2 separate regions of the Homo sapiens genome follow, and region 2 is linked to region 1. The links are chromatin loops, found by intact Hi-C in ENCODE. Cell type or tissue: dorsolateral prefrontal cortex. All regions are shown on one strand.

Region 1 (8,000 bases):
CCTGTTAATTAGAAATTTTTGACATTTCTCAGGAAAAAATTGAGTTACAGAATATGGGCAACACTCTCCATCTCTTTCAGTTCAGGGTTGTTCCTTGGCTGTCAGTTTTTCCCCAGATAAAGCATTCAGCAGTTTGATGGGAGCACCTCAGTTTTCCAGGTGCATTTGATAAAATAGGTGTTTGAAGCCTTGTACATGCTACCTTATTGGTGACTAGATGCTTGTAAAAAGTTTAGGTGGTTGTTGGTAGTCACCCTCCTTGGTGATGTTTCCTAGCTTTTAGTGCCCTTTTTTGTAGCATCCAATTTAATCAATGTTTTAACTGGGAGTCAAAAGTACATATTTTATGAATTCTCCTTAAAAGTTTACGATTTTTTCTTTTACTACTAATATACAAAATGACCATTTTATGTCTCTAATGATTGTGTCTCAATAGCTCAATACAATTACTAATAGAGAACTACATGGCTTGAAATGAGCTTTAATATAATTATTTCTGTCCCTGGGTTGTGGGTTATTCAATCTGCAGTGCTAATGTACTCAGTTAAACATGGTAGATTTACATACCTACAGTCATAGGTATGTATCTGAAGAGGCCAACTGATATCATGAATAATAATCATTTCATTTTGCCATTTATCTAGTGAAAATCTGGATTCTGAAAGCCTTATATGATTTTTCTCAGGTGCTCAATGTTAATGAAGAAGAAGAAATTTATATGAATTACTTAGGCTTATAGGTAATTGAAACAGAGTCTGCCAAAAGTAGAAATGGAACTCTGAAGTTTGTATTTTAAGATACATGTTTTTTTCCAAACGGGTTTGTTGAAAAAAACTATTTCTAAAAAGGTCTTAAGGCAACTAATGTTTATTCTTTACTGTACTGAAATGTGTAGGTCATTATATATCCTTAGTGTGGCAAGTATAATAACAAAAACTTTGTAAATAATGATTGGAAAAGAATAATGGTGATGTGCTTTGAGCTTGTTTAAAGAACTATTCTGTGGTTCCAGTTTAAGTAGCTTTCTATTCATGTTTATACTACTATATAATTTCAATAATATAGAATGTTAAGCTGGTTCTGCAGGTAAAGGAAAATTTTGGACTTACTGCCATGATTATACATTTGTTTCGCACCAAAGGTGCTAAACTCCAAGGGCTAAAGCAAACACAGAAAGAAACATGAAGACTATTAATTGAGCCATTGCTACCAAAAAGCATCTATTTAGTTAAAGTGTAGCCAAAGCACTTATAGATCCAACTGGCTTGGAATATTTTTTTCCACTCTGCAGTGATGGCTGAAATGTCTATAATTAGAGATATTCCTTTGGGTTCAGGTGTTATCACAATTGTTACCTGGAAGGTTAAACTGTTACTGCACATAGGCCTAGGAATACGCACAGTCTTATCAAATTATGCAGTTTAGGCAGTACTCTAGGAGAAAAACAATAGTAAATTGGAATGGGAAACCTCAGTTAATGGATTATCCTGAAAAGGATCATTTTGGGTGGGATGAAACTATGTAGGGTTTAGCTCTGATATAAAAAAGTTATTATAATTCTAATTTCCTTGCCATTGAGCCCAAGTATTCATTCTTTATGAAAAAGAAATCAATGGAGATATTCCTCAACCTAAAGTTAAAAATATAGAAGTTCTTTAGACTTGGTGAGATTTTCCCATACTTTCACTTCTTTCATGATTTCAAGCTTACTTACATATTTTTCTTGCATTACAATTTTTTTCCTACTCTTTAGCTTTTGTGGTTAGGTAAATGACTACTTTCAGGAGTTTTGAATTAATGATTTATTTGTGATCAGGAACAGAATGAACCATAAACATATTACTTGAAGTGTTTTGTTTTTCCCCAATAGACATGATTGATGGTGCTCTAGTCTGGTTTTCCTTGTGATCAACGACTTTTATTTATGAAGTGACATGACCAATGGCAATAGAGTTCATTAAGAAATTAGGCTACCAAGTTTCTTTAAATTTCAGATTTATTTTCAAAAAGGGTGCTTATATTATATACTCACTAGTAAGCTATATAATTTTGTGGCGCTTACTGTTTTAATTAAGCTATTGAACAAATTTTTGTAAATATCTTTTGGGTGCAGGCTACATATGAGCTTATTACTAGGGTTGGCATCAGGATGAGATGACCACAGAAATAAATAATATGTGCTTTTGGTCTTAAGACAGTTTCAGTTTAAAGAAAGAGGCAGATTTTTACATAAATAACACCAAAAAGTAAATTGAATAAGGAGATGGGGCTGTTAAGTAAGAAACTTAAGCCCACATTTCATATTGGAACCCTGGATCGTTAATTATAATGTGGGTTTTCCAACTGTGTTCCATAAAGTCCTACCAAGATGTAGTAGAAGGGGCCACTATATTTAAAATAAAACAAAAACAAACGTACAACATTTTTGTTTTTATTATAAAAATATACATTTAAAAAAATAAGACAAACTTATGAAAAAGAAACCATAATTCCACACTATCAATGAACTATAATTTCATTAATATGTGTCCCTCTGTCTTCCTTACCCCAAAATGGGATCAAACTATTAAGAAAAAACTTTGTAGCCTACATTTTTACTTAATACATCATGAACTGCTTCCTATGTTATAAACAATTTGTGTAACAGTTATACATTCATACTTGTTTATCCAATAAAAAATTGCTTACAGATAATTTATTATATTACAGATACATTCACTTTCCAGGGATACAATGGGTAAACCAAAGATATGTGTTGCTGATAGTGCCAAATCATACTAGAATTTGGGACAAAAGAACTGGTTGACTAGAAGAAGATGCAGGAAAAAATGTATCTTTTCATCTTCTATTAAGTCACTGTTGAGGATGTTAACTAAGTGTTTGGCCAACAGATGAGTTCTGTTCTGTGCGTCCTTTGTTATCATGAACTGCAAGAACAAAGTACTGAGAATTGCTTAATTTTGTTCTACTCACAAAACAGAATATGATGTCTGTTCACTATGCACATAAATGAGATCATAAAATCAAGACTTTAAAGGTAGAATAGGGAATTATACAAGTATTGATTCAAGTCCTGGCTCTATCATCCAAAAATTGTGTGACCTTATTTGAAAGCATTCTACTGATTCCTGGCCTGGCCCTAGAAGTTCAAAGAACACCAGAGTAGGTAAGGGAAATTCTGCTTTTAACAATTTTCTTACGTGGTTCTGACCATCTGAAATAACAAAGCATAAATAGAACACTGGTGAAACATATAGAGGAAATAGGACTATACTACTTTTTTTCTAGTAGTTATATGTCTTCAGTCTACAACCACCAGAATTTTTATGATCCTCTCTGTCATCTAGCTATTATCTATGTATTATCTAACTCTATCTAATTAGCAGTAAGAACATTTTCCCAGATAAACAAATGTAGATTTTGAATTGATTGCAGAAGAAGTCAGAGAGGGAGAAAATAATTTTTTTTCACAAACATAAGAACATATATGTATTTAAAAATGTGTGAGAATGTCTGTGTCTATGCATGTGTACTTATTCCCAATTTTTACTAATTTTGTCCTATACCAATCATGTGCGCTTCCTTGTAACTTTTCCTTTACCTAACCAAATATGAATGCACCAGGAAGCTCTTTAATTGGGAGTGGGTATGATCTCCAAGTGTGTGGGACTGGTCCATATGAATTAAAAAATACTAAAGGAAATAGAGAGCTCTCCACTTAAAATTAGTGCTCAAAACAGAGAGTAATTAGGTTTAGTAGAAAACTCAGTTAAAGTTGTTATGTGACTACACTATTAGAATTAAGAGGTAACTGAGATTTCCCAAGTGATAATAGATAATTTGCTGTTTAGCCTGTAATGAGGTTTGAAAAAAAGATGCTCAACAAGATATCAGCAGTAACTATAAAGACATTTCTTAGAAGGTCCACCCAGTGGGCATTTATTCCTTTATCCTTATAAAAGAGACAAACTGTCTAATGCAATATACTCTCAGTTCTCATCATTAGTGCCCCCAAAAAGATTTCTATTGACCCTAACCATCTCTACTGACTATTTCCTCCCTGCTGGCTTTTCCTGGTTTTCTGCTGAACTATTCTGTCACGAGACATGAGTCAGATGTGGTGGGATAGTGCAGAGAAAGAGAAATCACAACCTTCAATGTTGTAGTAATTACATTTTTACTAGAAATATCCAGAGAAATAGGATGCAATCTTTAAATGCATATGCAAATCATGTGCAAATTATATGCTAATACATGTGTGGCCCGCCTAACGATTACACATAACTGAATGCAGCCCTTGGGAAAATCTTATTGGAGATCATTGGTCTAATGAAAGTTGCTGCTGCATGCTAATTACAGTGACATGTGTGCTGCTGTATTGCCCCTTAGTGGTGAGGGGAATGACAGAGGTTAGTTGAAGTTAGATGACTGACTGACAGGAATTATGTCTGTCACCACAGAAGTAAATAGCAAAATATGTCTATTCTCTGAAATCCAATTTTTATGTCTTTGTATCTAAATTAAAATGCAGTCTTGTATGACCACTGACAATGTGTTCAGGAAGATAGGAGTCTGGAGACAAAAGATACAAATTACTAATTGACTGAGTCAGGTTAGTCTTTCTTTGCTATAGTATTTTCACAAATTTTCTATTTCTTAACAGTTGACTAACTCATTGGAAATATGAAGATTATAGAAATATACTATATACATTTAGAGAAGTAATAGTACTCATTTTTCAAAAATAAGTCAAGTTCTAAAGAGATTTAATGCCTCCTTTAAAACAGACAAATCCAAGCTCCACTATGTTCAGCTGTATGACCTTGGACAAGTCTCTTAACATCTTTGAGTCTTGAATTACTTAACCACAAAAATATGATAATAGTATATACCTCCTTGGGTAATTAGAGGATCGCATGAAATACTGTTTTACAGAGCCTAGGGTTTGAAAGGCAGGTGCTCATGAACCTATTATATTTCAAATAAGTGATTTTTTAAAAGTATTTATTATTTATATCTAAATATGTTCTCTATTTTAAACTAATTTTTAGTTTATGATATTGACATTTCCTAATTAGAGAGATACTCAATATTTGAGAGGTGACTCATTCTTATTTAAGCTATCTCAGAAAAAAAATTAAAAAATAGACTTGATTGTGATGTAGAATATTAAACAGAAATATAATTTGTGATTGTATTTAGGAATCCTAATACCACCATTTGAGACTTATGACTAAGAAATGAAGAGATTGAATTGTGGAGGAAGAGTGAAAGAATTACCTTAATTATTCATTAACCTAATTAGCTTAATTAATTTAAGCAGTTTCCCTGCTTGAAAGAAGTACTTTCCTGAACTTGTTCAGAAATCACATCTACCTTCATTAAAGCCAAAATAGACATAAAATGTTTTGTGGTTAGCTTACGATAAAGTTCAGGAATCAAAGGACTTGCCAATAGTGTTGTTCAGGAAATGGCTCATGGAAAGGATCCCTTGATTGCTAAGATTTACTGATACTTGCTAGGCTTCTTCTTATATCTTGTTAAAAGGCATTGATTTGCCATTTCTAGAACTATTTCAAGTTGGAAATTTCAGCATATTCAAGAGCTTCTTGAAGTTTTGGCTAAAATGAAGGTATATTACAATTTGTGGGGGAAAAAATTCATTGGAATTTTATTTGTATGTATTTACTATTAGCGTTTAATGCATCCAAGCTTATCTTCAGCATTGAGCAGCTTTATTACTATACAAGCAACATTAATAACAGTGCTTACTAAGTACTTTTCTATTGTGAGGATAATAGAAGAAAATATGATTGCTTTGGCAGTATGCTTTTCTCGAATTTGTTCTATTTGACATCTTAAAAATTAAATATAGGTTGTGTCATAATGGACACTAAATTGTGCCTTGAATGTAATGTCACATTTTTCCCAGCACAGATGACTTGATTACTAAAATTGAAGTCATTGTCCAGTTAATGACTTAATTATTTGGAAGAGAATTGATTTATCCTTTTTATCTCAACAAACTCCTTACCTCCTGTGTTAAACAGAAGAAGGAAGTATGTTATGAAATAAAATTGAAGGTTTAAATATGTTTGGTCAGTTTTCTCCTCCTATAAAATATGTGATATCAACAGATTCAACACTTTTAGCTTCAGGGAATGCTTGACTCTCCAAAAGGCATATAATTGAGTGTACCTGCGGTACAAGACTATGTCTAATCAGTCGACTCTGTTGCTGGGTAGAGTCAAGTGCCATTCATCTGCCTCCCCTGAGATTTGTGGAAACAAGAAGGAGGAGCAGGATTAAGACAAAGATATATAACCATGTTGACCACTGAAGTTCATGGTTAACAACTTAATTATCTAAGTTCAGCTATCACTCAGAAGCAAATCTGTGCAATTTAGGCACATTTTATAATCTACAATAGAAATAGCATAATGCTAAGGACAGTGCTGCTAGAATTAGAATCTACATTAAGTGTGTTTAATTTAATTTTTCTAATTATATTTCTAATAGCTTAAATATCTGCACTGATAAAACGGTTAACCACCTGCATTTAAATGCCACCTGATGCGTTTATTTTGGAATAGTAACAGATTGGTATAATTTGAGCTCAAGTTCCTCTAAAAATTTTTCTATTAATGGGTCCTAATTTAATCTTTGTGCCTGATCTCAAAATGATGTTATAAGGCAACAATCATTGTGAGACTTGCCATTATCTGGTATTATCCTGTTGTGATTTTTTTCCCAGTTCAAACTTGGATTCATAGATAGTTAAATCAAAAATAGAAATTTGCACTGGCATTTCCATTTTCCTATGGAGCTTCAACGTTGGAATAATGCCTGGCTAAAAAAAATCAATTCAGTGAAATGTTTGCATAGCACTATGTGAGGAAGGTTAGGAGAATATGCACTACATCTACTGTTCCAGGTGGGCAAACATATGCAAAATGCCCTTATGATCATATATTTTCTATATGGCCCATGTATTTTGGGCTGATAATACTACAATGAAACTTAATTTATCCCCACACAGTAAGAAGTCTAACCTTTTGAAAATCTGATGAATGATATAGATCCTCTCCTCCTTTCCCAAAAAGAAAGAAAGAAAGAAAAAAGAACAGAGAAGGTATCAGCATTTTATCAGAACATCAAATGAGAGTATTCTATTTCCTTCTGTTTAGAAATAACCTAGTCCTAGCGAAGCTAATTGTAGTGAAAAGATCAAATAAGCACTGCTGTTCATTCATAGACACACAATTGTATTTGAAAACGTAAAGTCTTAAGACACTGGAAGGAAAAGCTTCTGAAACTCTGATTCTAATGATACCACTTTTTCACTGAGCCGACGCATAGTCCATGCTCAATATGCTATTATTCAAGGAAGCGTGAGATAATGCGACCATGGGGAATAATACGGTAGTCCCACAGAAGTTCCATCGCTAACTAGAAGTATGGTTTCAATTAGCAATGGCAATAATAATACTTATGATTGTTGTAATATCTATTATCATCGTTTTAGTTGAACATGATACAGAAGAGAGTTGAAGGAATCATGAGTTTAAGTGTTAGCTCTAAGAAATGTTTGTGTGACCTTGATTTAGTCATTGAACCAGTACATGGCATAGTTTCAGCATCTGTAAAATGTGGAGGTTAAACCTAATGATCCTTAAACATAAAATTTCTGTATTGAATGCAATATTGTAAAGGGTACAAAACAGGAGTTTTGAAGTCCACAAGAACCTAGGTTAATATCTGGCCTTTACTACTTATTATCTATGGGACTTTGTTCCAGAACAATCATTTCTATCTTCATTTTTCTTTTGAGTACATTTTAGATAATTAAACTGTTAAGATGGAAGTCAAGATTAAAGGGTAATAGTCCTTGGTGCATTGTAGGTGTATAAATGTTGGCTTGTTTCATTATGACTACTTCTTTACCTGACTATGAGTGGCAAAAAAGACAGAAACCATGTCAGTAACAAGAGATGGTGTGA
Region 2 (8,000 bases), 110 kb before region 1:
CCCCACAAAACCATTTTTCCCTCCAACACCATGTGTAAACCACCAAGACTTGGTGCTTGCACTCTCTGAAGCAACGGCCTGAACTGTGTGTTGGCCTCTTATAGCCATGGCTGGAGCTTTCAGCTGGGACACAGAGCACCAAATCCCAAGGCTGCACAGAGCAGTGGGGCTCTGAGCCTGACCCACAAAAACTATTTTTTCCTCCTAGGCCTCTGGGCCTGTGATGAAAGGGGCTGCCTTGAAGATCTCTGAAATGCCCTGGAGACATTTTCCCCATTGTCAGTGATGATTAACATTGGCTCCTCATTATTTATGCAAATTTCTGCAGCCTGCTTGAATTTCCTCTGAGAAAATGGGTTTTTCTTTTCTACCATGGTCAGTCTGCAAAGTTTCCAAACTTTTACACTCTACTTCCCTTTTAAACATAAGTTCCAATTTCATATCATCTCTTTGTAAAAGCAAGGTCACCTCTTGAATGCTTTGCTGCTTAGATATTTCTTCCACCAGATACCCTAAATCATCTCTCTCAAGTTTAAAGTTCCCCAGATCTCTAGGACAGGGAGAAAATGCCACCAGTCTCTTAGCTAAAGCATAGCAAGACTCACCTTTGCTTCAGTCCACAATAGTACCAGATCCCCATCTGATGAGGACTTCATTGTCTATATCACTGTCAGCATTTTGGTCAAAATAATTCAACAAGTTTCTAGGAAGTTCCAAACCTTCCCACATCTTTCTGTCTTCTTCTGAGCCCCTCAAACTGTTCCAACCTCTGCCCATTACCCAGTTCCAAAGTCAATTCTACATTTTCAGATTTTCTTTATAGCAGCAGCCTACTCTGCTGGTACCAATTCTCTGTGTTATCTGTTTTCACAATGCTATAAAATAACACCTGAGACTGTATAATTTATAAAGAAATAAATTTAATTGACTCACAGTTCTGCATGGTTGGGGAGGCCTCAGGAAACTTATGATCATGGTGGAAGGTGAAGAGAAAGCAGGGCACATCTTACAAGGTATCAGGAGAGAGAGAGAAGGTGAAAGTGCTACACTTTAAAGCCATCAGCTCTCATGAGAACTCACTATCACAAGAACAGCATGAGGGAGACCACCCCCATGATCCAGTCACCTCTGAGCAAGTCCCTTACTTGACATGTGGGGATTACAACTCTGGATGAGATTTGGGTGTGGATATAGAGCCAAACCATATTAAGTAGTATTTGCATTATCATTCTGGGTGTTCCAGTGTTGGGTGCTTATATATTTAGGATTATTATATCTTCCCATTCAATTGATCTTTTTATCATTATATAATGACTCTGTCTTTGTTAACTGTTGTAGATTTAGTCTGTTTCATTTGACATAAATGTAGTTAATCCTGTTTGCTTTTGGTCTCCAATTGTTTGAAATATCTTTTTCCATACTTTACTTTGAATCTATGTGTCTTTAATAATTAGATTGGTTTCTTATAAGCAGCATATAGTTGGATCTTATTTTTTTAATTCATTCCACTAATCTATACCATTTAAGTGGAGTATTTAATTCATTTATGTTGAAAGTTAATATTGATATGTTAAGTTTTGTTTTGTCATAATGTCGGTTGTCTAGTTGCTTTATAGTCTCAATTACTGTTTTATAAGGCCTGTGAGTTTTATAATTTCATGTGTTTCTATGACGGAGATTATCAAGCTTTCATTTCAAGGTTTAGATTGCCTTGAGCCTTTCTTGCAGAACTGGCCTAGTGATGGTGAATTCTCTTAGTGTTTGCTTGGCCAGAAAGACTTTATTTCTCCTTTATTTATAAAGCTTAATTTAGCAAGTTACAAAATTCATGATTGATAATATTTTTTATTTAAGAATCTGAAAATTGGACTTCAATCTCTTCTGGCTTGTGAGTTTCTGCTAAGATATCCACTGTTAGTCTTATGGAATTTCCTTTATATGTTATGAGATGCCTTTTTTTTCTCTTGTTGACATTTGAGTCTTATTTCTTCATATTGACTGTGTGTAATTTGATGACTATATGTCATTGTGAAGTCTGTCTTGCAGTGTATCTTGTTAAAGTTCTTTGAGTCTTTATATCTGGATGTCTAAGTCTCTAGCGAGAGTAAAGAAACTTTCACTTATTTCCTCAAATAAGTTTCCCAAACTTTTTTCTCTTTCTTCTCCCTTAGGGATACCTACAACTTGCAGGCTTGGTTGTTTTCATAACCCTGTACTGAGTACAGGCTTTATTCATTAAAAAAAATGTTTTTCTTTATTTTTATCCCACTGGGTTAATTGGAATGACCTGTTTTCAAGCTCTGGGAAACTTTCTTTCACTTGGTCTCGTTTATTGTTAAAGATTTCAGCAATAGTTTTAAATTCCTTCAACAAATTTTTAAATTCCAGATGTTTGGCTTGTTTTTTGTTTTTAACATCTATATATTTAGCAAATTTATCATTCATACCTTGAATTATTTTTCTCATTTTTGTGTGTGTTGATTTTCAACATTCTCTTAGATTTCATTAAGCTTCTTTAAAATAAATATTTAAAATTATTTATCTGATATTTCAAAGATGTCATTTTGCTTAGGTTCAATTGCTGGACAGTTAGTATGATCCTTTTGGTGTGTTGTAATATTCTGTTTTCTGTACATCCAAAATTGTTTCTATGGTTTCTTCTTAACTGGATAAATTATCTCTTCTTATTTTGTAATGTACTTATTGTTTCATTTGGGAAGAAATTTTTTCTTTTCCAATTGATGATGTGAGTATAATGTATGTTGTGTAAGGTCATTTAGGTTTGGTTCTGGGTGCTTTCAGTGGCAAAGAATGTGTAAGTTCCTTGGTTGTAGATAACTTTTGTGTGGTGGCTTTTTAAAATGCTGGCTATAATAGTGATGGACTGGGTGTGTGAGCTAACTCACTGCCTCCTGTGGGGCTGGGATGCTAGAGGTCTCAGGAAGCTTATTTTGTTTCCCAGTGCTGTGCACTTGTGTCAGCAGATTTTGTAGTGGGTTGTGCAATTCAACCTTCAGGCCAGTGGGTGGTGCTTAAGGGTAAGAGCTGGTTATAGCAAAGGCAGATGGGAATATGCTTGATCTTTGTTTACTTAGTGAAGCTCTCACTTGTCTGGGGACATGAACTGGTTTGTGGAATGCACAGTGGCTTGAACTCCCTTTTCAGTCCTTGAGTTGGGGACAAACCTGGGCTGAGTTGAACCACCAAGGCTGCCCTTGGAAATCCCAACATCAGGCACAAGCACCAGCCCTGATTAGGATGGCAGGGTCAAATTTATTAAGATCTCTGCAGAGGAGGAGCAGGGCTGCCCCAGCTCCAAGGCCTAGGCAGGCAAAAATGTGATCTGCTCCCTGCCACACCCTTGTCTCAGTGCTTGGGACATGCAAATAGGATGGACGCTGCCGTCTATCTCCAGGCGGCAGTCAGTATAGCCAAGAGCCATGAAAGACATTTGCCTTCTCGCTCACTGTTGAAATATCTTCTGTGCAAAATCTCCTCTTTCAGCCCAAAACACTCAGGTTTTTGGCTCTCCTGCTCACCACTGCAGAAATGTTGCTGTTCATGTAGAGATGATGACAGGCCTCATCTTTCATGCAAGCCTGGGCCCAGTGGGCATACTGCCAGTGGGGACATGGCCATCCCTAATAGCCCTAGAATGGCTATCCTCTGATGTGTCTTTACCAACCTATCACATGTGAAGCCAGGGCTGTCTCTGAAGCTGTAGGTGGGGAGAGGAGAAGTTCCTCTCTCCCTCTCCATGTCCATGCCTGAGCACTGAGGCTTTCTGTCCACTGGGATGGAACCACACTCCTTTGTTGCAGAGACAAGCACACCACCCACATCTCTGCTGGAAGTGGCACAGTCACTCTCAGCCTACCAGCTGGAGCTCCCGGGCCAGGAGAGTGTTTGCACTGGTCTCCTCTCCGTTCACACTCCTTTGGTATGCTGCTCTTTCCCTTCTCTCTGGAGCAGCCCTCCCTGAGGGCTAGACCACTGGTAATCCTGCCGCTCCCCTGGGTCCAGCAAGTCCTGTGTAGCTGTTACAATCCAAGTGGGTGCCAGGGAATGTCTGCAGTGTCTCTGGTGATATGGTGACACAAGGGCTGAGGTTTCCTGAGTTGGACACAGTCCCCCAGTCTGTGTACTCAAAGTATAGCACTCACCACCACAGCTTGGATCTAGCGGGAGGGCAAGTGACTTTGCGTGAGCTGGTAGTCTGGTGTAATGCTCTTAAGAAGTCCCTAAATTGACACTCACAGCAATGTTTGGGTTTTCAAGGAAAGAGGAGCACTCTTAGTTCAGACACTGGTAGTCTACTGCAGGGGCAACGGGAGACAATACCACACACACCTACCCTTTTGATGAAGTAACAAGTCCTTTGGGTTCCCAGCCAATCCCTGCCAGCCTCGTGCTTCCTTCTTTGTCTGTGCCCCAGTTTCTTCCTGTGAGTTTTTCATAGGCTCCGGCACTTTCCCCTTGATAACTTTTTTTTTTTCCTGAAGGAAACTGGTATCTGATGTTTCTAGTCAACCATCTTGAAAAGAGAAAGAAAGTTAATCTAATTTTGACAAAGATGCCAAAACCATTCAATGGGGGAAAAATTGTGTTTTAGGTGAATGATATTGAGAAATTGGATATCCATGTACAAAAGAATGATATTAGATTCTATCACATCATATATAAAAGTAACTCAAAAGTTTTTCAAAGACTTAAATGCTAGAGCTAAAACTAAAACTCTTAGAAGAAAGATAGGGCTAAATCTGCACAATTGCAGATATGACAATGGTTTGTTTACATATGGCATCAAAATATGAGCAAAACAATATGAACAACAAAAGAAGAAGATAGATAAATTGGACTTCATCAAAAATTTTTAAAAAGCCTCGCTTCAAACTATGCTAAATGCCTAAGCTCTTTGAATTTAATATGTAGTGTTTCTGTCCTCCAGCATCTGGAAATCTGCAGATTTGGATGCACAAACAATTAGACATAAGACACAGCATAATGAAGTATTTGTTTTCATAGAGGATCATAGAAATTCATAAACAGAGGATGAAGAAACACAGAAGACAGAGGAAGGATTTAGTTTTGGGAACATGTGCTAATGGCCATCAAACAATTCTGAAATGTAAGTAACATTTCAAAAAGCATAATTTTTTTTGGCCCTTATGTTCTGCTTTTTTCGGTTTATAATGATAGAGAACATCAGTTATCATCAATAGCTTTATAGAAGGGTTGTAGCTAGTTTATATCAGATAATGATTTTACTGTCTTTACTAAATCTAAAAATATATTAAATATATTAAAAGCAACAATAATTAGAATAACATTTTCCTGGTACAGTGATAAAGAGATCCATGAATTCACGGTCCAGAAATATATTCAAGTACACTCAGGCAGTGCATAAAGATGTTTTGGTCAATGATAGATTGCATATAATGTGGTGATCCTGTAAGAAGGTAAAGGAGCTGACAATTTTCTGTCTCCTAGTGATGGTGTAGTCATCATAATGTTATAGTTCAATTACTTTATTTTTAAATAAATTTAGTGTAGCCTAAATATACAGTGTTTATGAAGTCTACAGTAGTGTTCAGTAATATTCTAGGCCTTCACATTCAATCACCATTCATTCACTGACTCAGCCAGATTCCTGCAGGCTCCATTTATGGTAAGTGCCTTATACAGGTATACCATTTTTAAAATCTTGTATACTGTATTTTGTGTACTTTTCGTATGCTTAAAAATGCTTAGATACACAAATGCTTACTATTTGTTAAAATTGCCTACAGTATTTAGTGCAGTAATATGCTTCACAGGTCTGTAGCTTAACAACAACAGGCTATGCCATGTAGCCTAGGTGTAGGCTATACCATCTAGGTTTGTATAATGCACTCTAGCATGTTCGCTCAGTGACGAAATTGTCTAATAATGTATTTTGTAGAACATATCCCCATTGTTAAGTGATGAAGGACTGTACATATAGAAATAAAAGTTCTCACACCAGTGGGGAAGAGATAAATTTTTAAATAAATGATTGTTATAATAAAAGCATTTTGTGAGAAAAACCCTTAAAATTTGATGTTCAATTTGTCCCTTACAAAATAGGTTCTCAGTGGATAAAAGATCTAAGTGTATAACATTCAATCCTAACATAGGTAAATGTGGGAAAAAGGCACTGAAATGTTATTTTACCTTTTACTTTAAAATAAGTTACCTAAATTAAATTGAAAATATTTGTAAATACTGTCTTTTTACTCTTTTTTTTTTTTTTTTGACGGGGTTTTTCTCTGTCTCTTAGGCTGGAGGGCAGTGGTGCAAACACAGCTCACTGCAGCCTTGACCTCCCAGACTCAAGTGATCCCCCCACTTCAGCCTCCTGAGTAGCTGGGATTATAGGCACGTGTCACCATACTCAACAAATCGTTTTAAATTTTTTGTAGAGATAAAGTCTCACTGTGTTGCCCAGGCTGGACTTGAACTCCTGAAGCTCAAGTGATAATTCTGCCTCTGGGTCCCAAAATGCTAAGATTACAGGTGTCAGCCACCATGCTTGGTTGTCTTTGTACGTTTAATGAAAGTACATTTTTTATAAGTGTGTCCAAATGCCTAGAAGCTCTCAACATCTCTTACCTGGGCTATTGCAATTTCCTGATAAATGTTCTCTCTACTTAGCTTTCATTCTCATGTCCTATAGTCTATTCCTTGTGGTGCAGCCTGAATGATCCTTTGTAATGTAAGTCAGATAATGTCACCCCTTTGCTCGAAATCTTCCGGTGGCTTCTTGCATCACAGCCTAGCACTCATGGATCCCCTCAGCCTTTGGCCTCTTTGCCATTCTTCACATGCACTTAGTAGGATCCTGCTTCATCTGTTGTTCCCCTATGTGGTTCACTTCCTTACTTTCTTTTAGAGTCTTATTAAATATCATCCTCTCAGAGAGGCCTTTCTTGATTGCTTTATATAAAGGAGTAGCCCCCTCCCCCTAACACCTTTTTACTCTCTCTCTTGCTTATCCTCATACTTTGCATGACATAAGAATCATATATATATATTCCTATGTCTATATATATATATATTTAATTGAGACAGGGTCTCATTCTGTTGACGGGGTCTTTCTCTGTCTCTTAGGTTGGAGTGCAGTGGTACAAACACAGCTCACTGCAGCCTCGACCTCTCTGGCTCAAGTGATTCTCCCATTTCAGCCTCCTGAGTACCTGGGACTACAGGTGCACACCACCACACTGGGATAATTTTTGGAGAGATGGAGTTTTGCCATGTTACTCAGGCTGGTCTCAGACTCTAGGGCTCAAGTGGTCCGCCTGCCTTGGCTTCCCCAAATGTTGGAACTACAGGTGTGAGCCACTGCTTCTGGCCTGTAAACATTGTTTTTAATCCTATATCTTTGCCTCCTAGGAAAGAGTGTAGGTACTCAGTGATGAATAGATCTTGGAAAACTAGTAATTTTTGACTATATAAAACTTCTAAAATTGTTAAGAAAAGCAGCATAAGCAAAGTCAAAAGATCAATATTAAACTGGGTAATTGTTTTCAACCCCACTGATGGAAAAGGGAAATTGGATATAAAAAGAGCTCTTACACATCCCTTAGGAAAAAAATAATACATATATAAACAGGTAGTGAAGATAAAAAACAATAATAATTGTCATAACATATAGGATAAGATCTGTAAACTCACTGGTAATCAGGGAAATGGAAGTAGAAATGCCATTTCTCACCATTAAGTTTACAGAACAATGAAAAAGTGTGACAGTCTACAGGGTTGGCAAGGTTTTGGGAAAATAGAATACTTACACAGTCTTGGTGTCAGGTATTGAGGTACTTTAGTAAAACTAGACTGGAGGACAATTTGGAAATAGTTGTCAACATTTTAAATGTGTATCTATTGTACTTTTAGAAATCTTTATGATGGAAAAACTCATAAAGTACACAGAAGTACACAGCATTCATTTGACATAGGACTGATCACTCAGTTCCTTGAAA

The links. A loop is a pair of places that touch in the nucleus more often than their neighbours do. Peaks named below come from ENCODE experiments on the same cell type or tissue, not always from the same donor. Only the 100,000 strongest peaks of a DNase experiment are listed, where the experiment ranks them.
Region 2: a loop joins it to region 1, with 2.5 times the contacts of the local background. A loop is called at or near these places in 3 of 110 quality-filtered maps.

What each region holds. Positions count from the first base shown.
Region 1 is chr2:155,704,629-155,712,628 of GRCh38, reverse strand. LOC107985828 (a long non-coding RNA gene) reads left to right here and starts at 7,720. Exons shown (of 5, transcript XR_001739221.2): 1 at 7,720-8,000. In dorsolateral prefrontal cortex, a CTCF peak has its summit at 4,347; no DNase peak of the experiment used is centred here.
Region 2 is chr2:155,811,093-155,819,092 of GRCh38, reverse strand. It overlaps LOC105373703 (a long non-coding RNA gene), which reads left to right. Exons shown (of 7, transcript XR_007088689.1): 5 at 4,949-5,128. Among named protein-coding and RNA genes, the nearest start is that of LINC01876, 440 kb to the left of the region's middle. In dorsolateral prefrontal cortex, a CTCF peak has its summit at 3,017 (motif pointing right); DNase peaks (open chromatin) are centred at 3,031 and 3,615.